Linked DNA regions of Homo sapiens: all the other regions are linked to region 3. Evidence: chromatin contacts called from ENCODE Hi-C or POLR2A ChIA-PET data. All regions are on one chromosome and are shown on one strand. Each heading gives the region's core, a stretch centred on a gene start or an enhancer-like site at or near the end of the contact. The rest is flanking DNA. Distances are from core to core; before and after follow the strand shown. Region 1 overlaps BCL2 (BCL2 apoptosis regulator). Region 2 overlaps TCF4 (transcription factor 4). Region 3 has its middle 23 kb from the start of PMAIP1.

Region 1 (4,109 bases), core at 2-2,501, 3.2 Mb before region 3:
CCATTTTGGAAAAGTGATTTAAAAAAAATTAAAAACTCCTTCCTGCATAATGTTTTGGGACATTTTGAATTGTTTTTGCCGTGAAGACATAGAATTCAGGTGTCCAGGAAATACTGCAACCTTTTATGAGAAATGAATACCCAGAAGTCTAGAGCTGCCTGGCACTCACTCTGGCAGGTCTTCCACCTCTGGTCCCTCTCCAGCAGAAGGGCTAGTGAGCAGTTTAGGACCCCTGGAGCAGGGGTACCCTTACCCCCACCCCAAAGGAAGCGATGTGGCTTTTTTCTCGCAGCCCCGCCCCCATCCCTTTGACAGGTCACTAGAACAACAGAGTGCCCAAGTGGAGACAGGGAGGAATGTGATGGTTGGAGGGACCTAAAAATAACCATTTTTCCCTCATCCTGAATGTGCTACCCTGGGCCAGACATTCCCTGAAGGGCTCCTCTGAAATCTGGGAAACAGGAAATGCTAAGAAAATCTCTAATTTGCCTGGTCATGTGAACTCCTCTCGGTGTTGAAACAGAATTTTGGAAGAGGGGACTCTGCACTGTGGTTGAGCCCTCCTAATCAGAGAACATTTGCCCCTATGAGAATATGGTGGATGTGACTATTCAGCCTCAACTTCCCTCTTTCTAAACATGTAAACTCTGATGCCTAAAGAACAAAACCAGAAAAGAAACCCACTCGGTCTTAGTTGCGTATCTGAGTGCCGACAGGGCGGCTGAGAGGGGCCCACGTGCCTGTCGCTAAAAAGCCCCTTTGGCATTTCATAACAGGACCCAATCCCGCAGACTTGTCTGTGCAGGCTCACGCACCATCTTCAAAACCTTTACTACCTGTATTTGTAGTAGATGATTAATGATTAGGCTTTCTTCCCACACATTTGGCTTTGATAATCTCCACTCAAAAATATTCAGATGCAAATAATTTAAAAACAAAGTGGCTCCAAGGGCTCTTTCTGGGAGGATGGAAATGCTGCATATCTTGATAGGGGAGTGAGTTAAAGGGATGTATGCCTTTGTCAATATTCATAAAACTGTACACATGATATATTCATTTTGTTGTATGTAAATGATACTGAGAATGAAAACTCTTAAGATAATAAAGTGGGTTGAGTTTGGAAACCAGAAAAAGTGGACACGATGTAAATGACCCCGCTGAAAACGATTCGAGTTGGCCAGCAGAAACTAAGAAATGCGTACGCGTGGGCAGTCCCCACTGTGCGGGGAAATCTTTGCAAGGTGAGCAGATTCAGCTCAGCTCATAGAAACTCCAGCTGATTCTGCACATTCATCTGTGTTTTTGTAGGTGTTTTTGGTGTCTTTGTGTCCATTTCTGTTTGGCTCATTTCCCTACTCAATTGGATTTTGACTTCTATTTCCTGAATACAACACCCCCGCAATACCTAATATCCCAGGCCTGTGAAAAGTGAATGCCTAATAAATGTCCACTCACTCACTGAGATGGACTGCTTCTCCTGTCTCTGTTACATTCTATCAAAATTAGCCAGTGCATTTGGCCCTAAATGCATTTGTAAAAATGGAAAGTAAAAGGAGAAACATTCATACTTGTACTAGTTTTGAGAAAATTCCCAGTTATCTCTGCTTCTAAAAGAAATCCGTTTCAGAACTTTTACTTGGGAAAAATTGCTTTTGCCTAACAGGAAAAATAAAACATAGACTCCAGACGCAGTGATGTTCGTGTGAAATTAAGAAAACAGAGTTAATGTTGATGTCTTAGTGGAGGCGAAGGTACGCTTCCTTTCTCTCTTTTTCCCCCTTTTCAAGGCAAATCAGAAGACCGGGTGTGGAAATTCCTGCAGGTTTGCTCTGTGTCGGTTTGCACGTTTGTAGATGGAGTTTCATGCTTTTTCTCACTAGTCAGTCTTTTTGTCATCATCTCATCTTGAAACTAGAGAGGAAGGGAATGGAAGGGCAAATTGCTAATATCAGAGACCTCTGGAAATTCCCCTTTTATGGTACATGAGTATTTAAGAACAGTTCTCTTTCAGTTGTGTTTTTGTGATTTTGGTGACACTCAGTGGGCCCAGCCCTGCCTCTAGTCAGACTCCAGTGTCCTTCAGCAGCTCTCTAGGGCATGGGCTGGAGGCAGTGGGATGGGGGGTTAACGTGAATTGCACTGCTTTGGAAAAACAGCCCAAGAGAGATCCTTTTTTTAAAGTAGATAACCTGAGCATAAATCTATACTCACATGATTTTTAAAAATTAACTTATCTAGCATCTTTTATAAACTGATAAATCTCTCATGAATTAATGACTCACCAGTGCCTAAATGGTGGGCAGACAGGCGGCGCTATAAATTTCTCTTGGCATTTTGTGTGTCATTATATATGATAAGTTCCAGTAATGGCCTGGCTTCATTGAAGGTTATTTTAAAGGAAGAAGCTTTTTATCCCACATGGTTTCAGGCAATACCTTATTGAAGATGACTTAGACCTTGGATTCTGGGGTTGGAACAGGCTTGTGTCCACTGCCTAAACAGGGCCAGCACAGCTTCGTGGGGGGCCTCTGGAGGAAGGGGCCCCAGGAAGGAGTCAGGTCTTTCTGCTCACTGGCTGTCAGGCTGCCTGGGGGTCTCGGAGGGTCCAGAGCAACTGATGGCTGGTGTGGAGGAGAGCGTGTGACAGCCAGTCCCAAGGCCAGGCTATGAGAGACTATGCTAATTAGTGAAGTCCCTGGTAGGGCCAGGTCACTCGGCCACCAGGTAAAAAGTACCAGGTTATTTCTGCCTTGGCAGAAGGAGAAGGTGCATGAATATTACTCATTAATACGCCTCAAGGAACCACTAGGTTAGACAACAAAATACCTTCTGCATCCACTCCCCTATTACTTCCTCACTCCCCAAACATCCTTTCAGTCTGCTCCTCCAGCTTGAGAAACCAGGAGGGTCTTCCTACCGAGTGGTGCCTCCCGAGCCTCTGGGGTACAGCTTGTGACCCTCCTCAATCAAATGAATCCCAGGGTTCCAGGCCAGGTGAGTATAGATGGACTTGGAGCTTTTCTTATGAAATGTCTTGAGCTGAGTTTCTTTTTCCTGCTACGCCGAACTCTGTATATGTTTGTTTTTGTTCTAATTTTGGCTTCAGAAAAAAAAAAGAAGAAAAGAAAAGAAAAAGAATGTTTGGGTACAGTGTAAAAGTTTTCTCAGATCCAGATTGGAAACTCCCTCATCACTCTGAAACCGGACAGGTGCTGAGCGGTATTTGTTTCTCTGTCAATAAACAGCACGTACTTGGCCTAGACATAAACTCCTGCGGGAGCAGTGGTGCACATGGGCCTATTTCAGTGTTTGGGAAGGACTGAAGGGCCCTGAATTAGGAGGAAGGTCTGCTTCTCACCCCTTCTCTTTTGATCTTCTGATAGAGACCACATAGTGTTCTCTTCATGGTATTTTGATGGCATATGGCGTATAAACACAGGTGTGACCTTTACACAGTGCACTGCGTTACAATTATAATAAGTGAGAGGAGATAAAGCCAGCTGGAGTTTAAGGTTAACGCTGAAAACAGCGAACGCTAATTTTCACTGAAAACAATGTCACAGAGCAAGGCGTAGGTGCCCCTTTTCAACTGCCGCGTGCATGGTTCTATGAACAGCCCCAGGTGAAGGGTTTCCATGAAATAAGCCACCTCCTGGGGTACAGAAATACTTAGTGATGCATCCTCTGAGGATCCCCTTTGGGACCACCCTCCTGGGCGGCATATCCCAAATCCTTGTTTGGATGGGAAGGGAGCATTAGGTAACTTCACTTGGAACAAGGTACCATGATTATGTCTGGTCCTGTTTTCCGTGCTGACAGGCAGTTCACCTCTCCGGGACTCAGTGTCCTTGATTTTAAAATAAGGGACTTTGACCATATTCCTTCAGTTTCTTGCCTTCTGGTTTTTTACACAAGAGGCTCAGCCCAGAAGCCTAACCCCAGATGCATACTTAATTCCTCGGGAAAACAAAATATTTGTCAGACCCACAATTAACTTAATTGTTTATTTGTGCAAAGGCTTTCTTGTTTAGTTCCAGGACTTGCTGTTGAAATTTGAAAAAGGGTGGCCCCAGATTCATGTTCACATGAGTAGCTGCGGTAGCTACTCA
Region 2 (3,974 bases), core at 6-2,505, 4.7 Mb after region 3:
CAAAAAGAGTGAACAAAGTCATAAGATGAGCCATCAGTGACTAGTGAGCTACAAAGCAGAATAGCTCTTAATGGTAGTTATTGACCACTTCCCAAAATTCCAGTCATTGTGCTAGGCTCTTATCCATGATGTGCCACTGTCTTCCGAGGACTGGTTAATGTGAAATTCTCAGGTGACTGCTAATAACTACATGAGGTTAATCTCCTGGAGAATGTGACACTGTGGAGTCCCTCAGAGGGGAAGAAGTATTTGTTCACTTATGAGAGAGGAGATGCGTGGGCATCAGTTGGCCAGAAATTATTTGCTGCTTTTTTAAATTAATTAATTAATTAATTTTTACCAAGGACATTTACTAATGAGTTAAGGTCCAAGAAGAATGCTGTTCCCATGAACTGAGCCATCATCCTCTCATTTCTTGTGATGTTCACTGTAGTCTTTTCCATAGGTGGTTCCCCAGTCAGTATTCCCACTTTGAGGAATGAACTGGGCTGGATGTCCAGCTGCCCCTGGAGGGAAGAGGTGGAGTTGGTGGGGAGATAGCTACCTGCTTCTGAACCAGCTTTGACACCTTGTTGTTCAGATGAGCAGCACAGCTTAGTGCCCCAGGGTCTTATTAAAACCTCAGACTTCTCAGGTAGTCACTTTCTGCGGTTATAGCTCAAACTAACTCCTTGCTTGGCCTGAATGTCACTGTCAGAGCGTCGGTGGGGAGAATACTCAGTGTATGTCTTTGAGAGAAGATGGCGCAACAGAATAATGCTGCTGTTGAGTCCTCTTAGCTCTTTGCACTTGTTTTCTTTAGAGAGTGTGTAGAATTTGGGGAAGTGGCGTGAATCACTTATGTAGGAAAGTTTTTGATGTTGGAGGAGAGATGTGTTTTGAAATGTTGGAAATATAATTTCTGCCTCAATAATGCCCTCCCTGCGTATTCAATAATATATCTCACACTTGAGATGAGCTATCTCGCAGCCTCTCCACTCCGCTATCCTGTCTAAGAAGCAAATTGAGGAGAGAGTTTCCATTTTTTTTAACTTTTCCTAACCAAGCTTCTACAAATATGTTGCATCAGTTTGACCTTGGAGAGCTACAGACAGAGGTCACATGGGGAAGTTTGTTAGCTATCAATGCAGTTTTGGCAGATTTGAAAAACAAGAAGAAAGAAAGCAGTGCAGAACTGAAAGAGTGAGAAAAGCATATTTCACTTCAGTGTGGTTTGACAAATGGAAAGCCCCTTTCTGCAGTCATGAGGTCTGGTTATAAAGAAGGATGACCGGTCATTCATCCTTTTACAAGACAGATTTCCTGTCTACTTGTGGTTTGAGTAATTTTCTTTTTTAGGAAGGTATGAAGGTGGAGCAGAACCTTGAGTTGAGGAAAACATACTTAGGCTCTGTTTGAAAAAAAACTTTTTCTGATTGATTTGCAAAACAGTCCTCTTGAGAGAGAGGCACTATGACTTGGAAGGGACATATCAGGAAATAGGGTGGTTATCTCCATGAGCTGTAGACAGCTTAGCCACAGCTCTCAGTGGGAATGAGTTTTGCTTGGTTTTAGCTGGTCATCTTCATTAGTTTGTGGATGAACAGGAGAATCTACTTGTTGGTCTAGCCAGAGTGGAGCAATAGGTGACTTCTATATGCTGAGAATAGACTTAACTTGTTAAAAACCATAGGGCCTTATTTAAGGGTCTTGACAATAATAAAGGAGCTATAATTTAAAAACAAAAGTATGAGATTTTTAGAACCCAGAAAAGGGCTTTTTAGAAATTTATTTCATACATTATTTTACAATAATGGATGCACTTGTCAAAATCCACTAGCGGAATGAGAAAAAGATGCATAATCTTTAAGGAAATAGGTAGACATGGTAATTCAGCATTTTGGAGGAGCAAACCTTTATTATTATGCATAGATACAGATATTACTTTAAGGTTACTTTAAGGGAGAACATTCTAGAATGTTTTTCTTTAAAATAATATGTTCACCAATTGCGTACGTGAAAATGCAGAGGAAAATTTAAGCATAATAAGCCTTAGTATTGCGTGATGTCTGAGTGGCCCATGTTTTTTCACACTTAAGTTCTCTTAGGCTTTGGTTTGATTTTTTGAGTGTGGTAGAAGTCAGTGATGGCAGCGTGTCTGTATAACAAGAAGAGAAGCTTTCTCTTCTGATGTTAGTGATACTACCCTAACAAACAGTATGGATTAATAGGATACATCTGCAGACTTTTGAAAATATTTGGCATATACTCACTCATTCTGAAACGCAGGAAGTAAAGAAATATTACGTTGCCTGTATCTCAAAGAACAAACAGAGCTAATTAAATAATTGGCAAATAGGGAACACATAGCCTGACACATGTTTGAGATTACACACGATTCTGTAGAAAATGACTGTAAGCAATACTAATGCCTTAAGAATGGGGTTCGAGCACTAACACATGGACATCACATTTTTCACGTTTTCCTGGTAAAAAGTTGCAAGACAGTGCAGTCTTTTCATACATGGTGTTGATGTCTTAGGAAGCTGCTTTTTCAGTTCAGAAGAGGGCTGCTGCCCTTCGTCTCAGTGTCATGTTATAATATGTCTTTCTGGTGGTCAGCAGTTGTCCTGAACTGACACTAGAACAACGCAGTGCATGTGGGGTGAGATACAAGCTCTAGAACTCTCGGAAGGGAACCTCTCTGTAACCACATTCCCTTTCTTCTTCTGTTCTCTGCATCTCAAAGGTGGAAGATGCCCACTGAGGTTTGCTGTTTGTTTGGCTTGGGGGAGTGACCAGGTGTTTCTTGTTTTGTTTTCTTTTGCCCTATAATACCCAATATCATTTTTTGAGAAATCCATAAGAAGGATAAAGCTTACTTGGATTACATTAATGAGAGATTTTTTTTTTTTCATGACACATTCATCCATGGATTTTCAAGAGAATTGTAGAACAAGGTATTTTACTCATTGCATACAGTCCACTACTTTTCTCAAGCCTTGCTGGCAAACTCTGGAGATCATATTAGACCTTTCTGAATTGAAAAGGTCATCTAATTAGCCCTCCAATTAGAGGAATATAATGTATGGGACACAGCATGGATTCACAGTAGTTCAGCTGGTGGCGCACCCAGTTAAGGAAAGAAGCTGTCAGGGGTCTTTGGGAGTTACCAGCATCAGCACCTTCTACTCAGTTCTTCAAACTTTTTCAATGTTATGCCACTGGGTATTCTCAGAAGCAGTGCAGTTCAGTGCCTCTGCATCTGAGCATACATACGGAGGAGGAAGTGTAGTAAGTTATTAGATACCAGCTATAGAGAATAGGAATGTCTGCAGGATATTAACCATACACATTTGGTTAGCCACATACTTCCTTCCTATTTGCAATAATATCCAGTAGCCCTTCCTGATGGAAAGAAGTAAGAGGACCTCCTACCATAGCACAGACCACTGAGACTGCTCAAGGGTGAGAATGCGTCGTCTCCCCATTGGGACATACCATCTGTATACATTCACAGGGTGTGACCCTTTGTGGTTTGAGGCTACACACACTCCCTTGCCCTCAGAGAGAACTGGTCATATAACTAACATAATGGTTATAATAACTATTATTGTTTTATTAGTCTTTAACTGGCCTGCATTCTAATACGTGGTCTTTTCCACGTTTTTAAACCTCAAACCAAACAGGGTTGAAGGAACAGACTACCAAGATTGATTTAATACACCATATGCTAAAGATTACCCTGGAATATCTATCTGGTTCATGAATTAATCTGGCTTAGAACTTTAACTTCGAATGACATGTTAGTATGTGGCTTGTCTAGTAGAAACATTATGTCCTTTTCTCTTTGAGGACTTGGTTTCACAGTAATTTTATTATTAGAGTAGTCACATAATGTTCACTTTATATTTTACAAGAATATTGAGCCTTGAAGTAGTCAGGCGATGAACAAGCACAGAGCATAAGAGTAATAAGAATTGTATCCAGCAATG
Region 3 (3,845 bases), core at 97-2,596:
CCATCCCCTGTTGAGTGTATCTAATTAAATCAGGTTTTAATATACTGACTTCTGGTGAGGAGAAAGAGTACAAATGAAGAGAGATAATTCTAGACTTGCAGCCTCTGAAATTGATTTGGTGGAATTGACCATGGGCAATAGATTCTGCAATGAACTAGTACATTAATTAATGCTAAGTGGTATGATTAATTTGAATTATGTTTTCTTTAAGTGCAATGAATAATTTGGGTTCTTATCTGTACCTGAAAAAAAATTCAGAATTAACACATCTGAATTAGTTAATTTGCAGTTGTTTGGTAAATCGGTCTAGCCCCATATTCTTGGGTAAGCATATTTCTGGAGAGAAAAAGAAAGAAAAAGAAAAAGCTCCAAATTCTGAGAGCTTTATGATCTCTATGAGGTCAGTTGAAGAGTGACTACCAGAAGCAGAGGCCTGCCAGCACCCACAATTCTTCTGTTCAGAGACAGTAAATTAGGATTTTAAGGGAAGAAAAAAGGAATTGGAAAGGCAGCTTCTTGGCAACTTAAATTTCCTAGGCTGCTGAAAGGGGAATCCTCCACAGTGAGCAGTGAGATGCTGAAAAAAGATGGGGTGCAAGCAAGTGTTGCTCACAAGTAGCCCACGGAGGAGAAGGACCCTAAATTATGTGGAAGGTGAAGAATGCTTCTAAACAGAGCGTGGGGTCTGTAGAGGATCCATGGAGGCTCATCACAGCTTCCTGGTGGTGAAGACAAACAGCGCCTGCTTCAATTGGTCCCCTTGTCCCCAGCCTCACTAAACTGTTCCCCTCTTCCAGTCTTTTCTGTCTTGGACAAGTAGATTTATCTTATCTTCAGCGATGGAAAAACTGACTCGCCTTGGCCACCTATTCTTCTCAATCTTTTGCATCTTCCACCTGGCTGTTAGCTTTTAAAACTAAAAGACAAGAGTTTGATTCTTATTTCTCGGGTTCTGCTATGACAACTGTCCCTTGAGGCAACAGAGCTTGGTTTCTGTCTGCCCAGCAGCAGGAGGTTCATGGAGTAACAGAGAATATCACACACACCAAAACCTCTCTTAATATATCAAAGCATATTCCTGCCAAACATCAAAATAAAGAGCTGGAAAATTTTCACCCCTTTTATGTTTGTTTTTGGGGAAAAAACAACCAAAGAAACTGCACATTATCTAAGGAAACATTTACAGACAAATGCAATCTGTTCTCTCATGGGAATCCCTGGCACAAAATCCAATGACTGATGTGGTCACACTGTACTCTACAGAGAGGCTGCGGCTATCGGGTGAAACAGAACTCCTCACAGAGACCAAACAAGGTTTGTGGGTTACCAGACACTGGTGTTCTCTTACAGACAAAGTGTGGTCTTGTCAGGTGACATTCCAAAGGCACATGTCATCTTGGGTGTTCAGGTTGAAGCTACCATTGTGGAAAAATCTCCTGTTTAGATGACAAAACAATATCAAGCACAGCTTAGAAATTCTACATTTGCCAGCCTGGCCAACATGGTGACACCCGTCTCTACTAAAAATACAAAACTTAGCCAGGCATGGTGGCATGTGCCTGTAATCCTAGCTACTCAGGAGGCTGAGGCACGAGAATTGCTTGAACCTGGGAGGCGGAGGTAGCAGTGAGCCAAGATCGCACCACTGTACTCCAGCCAGGATGACAGAGAGAGACTCCATCTCAAAAAAAAAAAAAAAAAAAAAAAAGAGACCGGGCATGATGGCTCACACCCGTAATCCCAGCATTTTGGGAGGCTGAGGCAGGTGGATCACCTGAGGTTGGGAGCTCGAGACCAGCCTGACCAACATGGAGAAACCCTGTCTCTACTAAAAATGCAAAATTAGCCGGGTGTGGTGGTGCATGCCTGTAATCCCAGCTACTCAGCAGGCTGAGGCAGGAGAATCACTTGAACCCGGGAGGCGGAGGTTGCGGTGAGCCAAGATCGCACCATCGCACTCCAGCATGGGCAAGAAGAGTGAAACTCTGTCTCAAAAAGAAAAGAAAAGAAAAGAAATTCTACATTTGACATAGAATTAAACTATTAGCCAATTCAGAGTGGCTTATTTCCCTCTGTTTCATAGAAAGTTGACCTAAATAAAAGTCAAACTCATGGTTTATGTTTAAATAATTAAAAACTTGAAATGATGTACAAGTAGCAGTAACTGACCAAGCTTCAAGAACAAAATAGCCTAAAATGCTCTTAATTTAAGACATTTTGGGCCAGGCGTGGTGTCTCACTCCTGTAATCCCAACACTTTGGGAGGAGGCCGAGGTGGGTGGATCACTTGAGATCTGGAGTTCGAGACCAACCTGGCCAACGTGGGGAAAGCTCATCTCTACTAAAATTACAAAAATTAGCCAGGGATGGTGGCATGCACCTGTAATTCCAGCTACTTGGGAGCCTAAGGCAGTAGAACTGCTTGAACCTAAGAGGTGGAGGTTGCAGTGAGCCAAGATTGTGCCACTGCACTCCAGGCTGCGCGATAGAGACCCTGTCTCAAACAAACAAAAACAAAAAATATTGGATTTGAGATATCAGGAAGCCACCAAGTGACTATCAATATTTTGACCCCAACTCTGAGTATTGTTTGGGGTAGGTTATATCCTCAGATTTTTTTGCCCTTCTTTGCCAGTGGGAGGCTCTAAAAAAGTCCAGAGAATCTTCCTCCAATTCAGAAATAGCCAAAGATCAGCACAAACAAACACAAAGCAGCATGAAGAACTGTTTTCTACTGCTGGAATACCAGAAAATCTGAGCAGGAGACAAGAAGTGTTGCCAGGACATGGCTTTACTGGTTGGGTTGGTTGGGTAAGCAGGTGGTTTGGTTTGGTTCTTTCCCCTGCATTCAACTTATAAATTAGGTGGCAAATGACAAGAAAATTGGCCAAGATGATGAATCATTCATGAGAGCTAAGGAATTACCCCCACCCAACCTAACATTTTCCAGACATGGAAATTGACATCTGGAGAAGGAGTGACTTTCCACCATCTCTCAGCAAGTAAGTTGCAGCGCTTGGAACAAGAACCCTGTTCTATCTCTGAGTCCAAGACTGTTCCCACTTCAAAACTGATCATGGGCTTCATCATAAAAATATACCTACCAGCTCTGAACCTAGCCATCTTCCCTCACCCCCACCACAACCACAAACCACAGCTTCTGCTTGACAGACATACTATATCATCATGATGAAAACTCACGAGAACAACAGCATGGAAGTTCAAGGTTCAAACTGAGACAGAAACTGGATGTACAGCATGTAGTAGGTGGTGAATAAATATTTTATTAATAAATTAATGAGTGATCATGTGAATAAAGTTGTTGTATTGTCAGGGCATTAGACACATAAAGAGCAGCTTACGGTGTATAATGGGTTTCCTTTTAGGGTTTACTTTCCCAAAATATTTGGATAAGGGTTACCTGATAATGCTAAACATTCATAACGGTAAGTATAGACTTCAAATTAGGCTGACTCCACTGTTCAAATGCTTTAAGTAAAACGTCAAAATTCAGAACATCTGGAATGAAATAAGGCTTGGTTAGTCTTTGTAATTAAACTACTCTTAAAATTATATTAAAAATCAGGCCAGGCGCCGTGGTTTACTCCTGTAATCCCAGCACTTTGGGAGGCCAAGGTGAGCAGATAACCTGAGTGCAGGAGTTAGAGACCAGCCTGGCCAACATGGAGAAACCCCATTTCTACTAAAAATACAAAAGTTAGCCAGGCGTAGTGGTGGGCACCTGTAGTCTCAGCTACTGGGGAGGCTGAGGCAGAAGAATCGCTTGAACCCTGAAGATGGAGGTTGCAGTGAGCCGAGATGGCGCCATTGCACTCCAGCCTGAG

What was found. Hi-C counts contacts between places; a loop is a spot of excess contacts on that map. ChIA-PET counts read pairs that join two places held with the same protein, here RNA polymerase II (POLR2A). Pooled maps may share reads with other maps.
Region 1: a loop to region 3 is called in a map with no recorded cell type, with 6 times the contacts of the local background. The contact joins two enhancer-like sites. A Hi-C loop is called at or near these places in 3 of 37 single-sample maps with no recorded cell type and 2 of 50 pooled maps. POLR2A ChIA-PET finds 5 or more read pairs at or near these places in 1 of 52 experiments (activated T-cell).
Region 2: a loop to region 3 is called in a map with no recorded cell type, with 19 times the contacts of the local background. The contact joins two enhancer-like sites. A Hi-C loop is called at or near these places in 1 of 37 single-sample maps with no recorded cell type and 2 of 50 pooled maps. POLR2A ChIA-PET finds 5 or more read pairs at or near these places in 1 of 52 experiments (GM10248).

Annotation. Positions count from the first base shown.
Region 1 is chr18:63,156,958-63,161,066 of GRCh38, reverse strand. All of the region lies in intron 2 of BCL2 (BCL2 apoptosis regulator), which reads left to right. Among named protein-coding and RNA genes, the nearest start is that of BCL2, 160 kb to the left of the region's middle. RefSeq lists enhancers at 117-236, 1,952-2,051, 2,062-2,111, 2,302-2,351, 3,092-3,141. Within about 2 kb of position 1,251, at least 6 of the 41 ENCODE cell types and tissues checked have a DNase peak (open chromatin) inside an H3K27ac peak, as active enhancers do.
Region 2 is chr18:55,265,577-55,269,550 of GRCh38, reverse strand. All of the region lies in intron 11 of TCF4 (transcription factor 4), which reads left to right. Among named protein-coding and RNA genes, the nearest start is that of LINC01929, 140 kb to the right of the region's middle. RefSeq lists enhancers at 1-349, 961-1,010, 1,061-1,290, 2,680-2,789 and a silencer at 551-600. Within about 2 kb of position 1,255, at least 4 of the 41 ENCODE cell types and tissues checked have a DNase peak (open chromatin) inside an H3K27ac peak, as active enhancers do.
Region 3 is chr18:59,920,817-59,924,661 of GRCh38, reverse strand. No RefSeq gene overlaps it. Among named protein-coding and RNA genes, the nearest start is that of PMAIP1, 23 kb to the right of the region's middle. RefSeq lists an enhancer at 935-1,074. Within about 2 kb of position 1,346, at least 4 of the 41 ENCODE cell types and tissues checked have a DNase peak (open chromatin) inside an H3K27ac peak, as active enhancers do.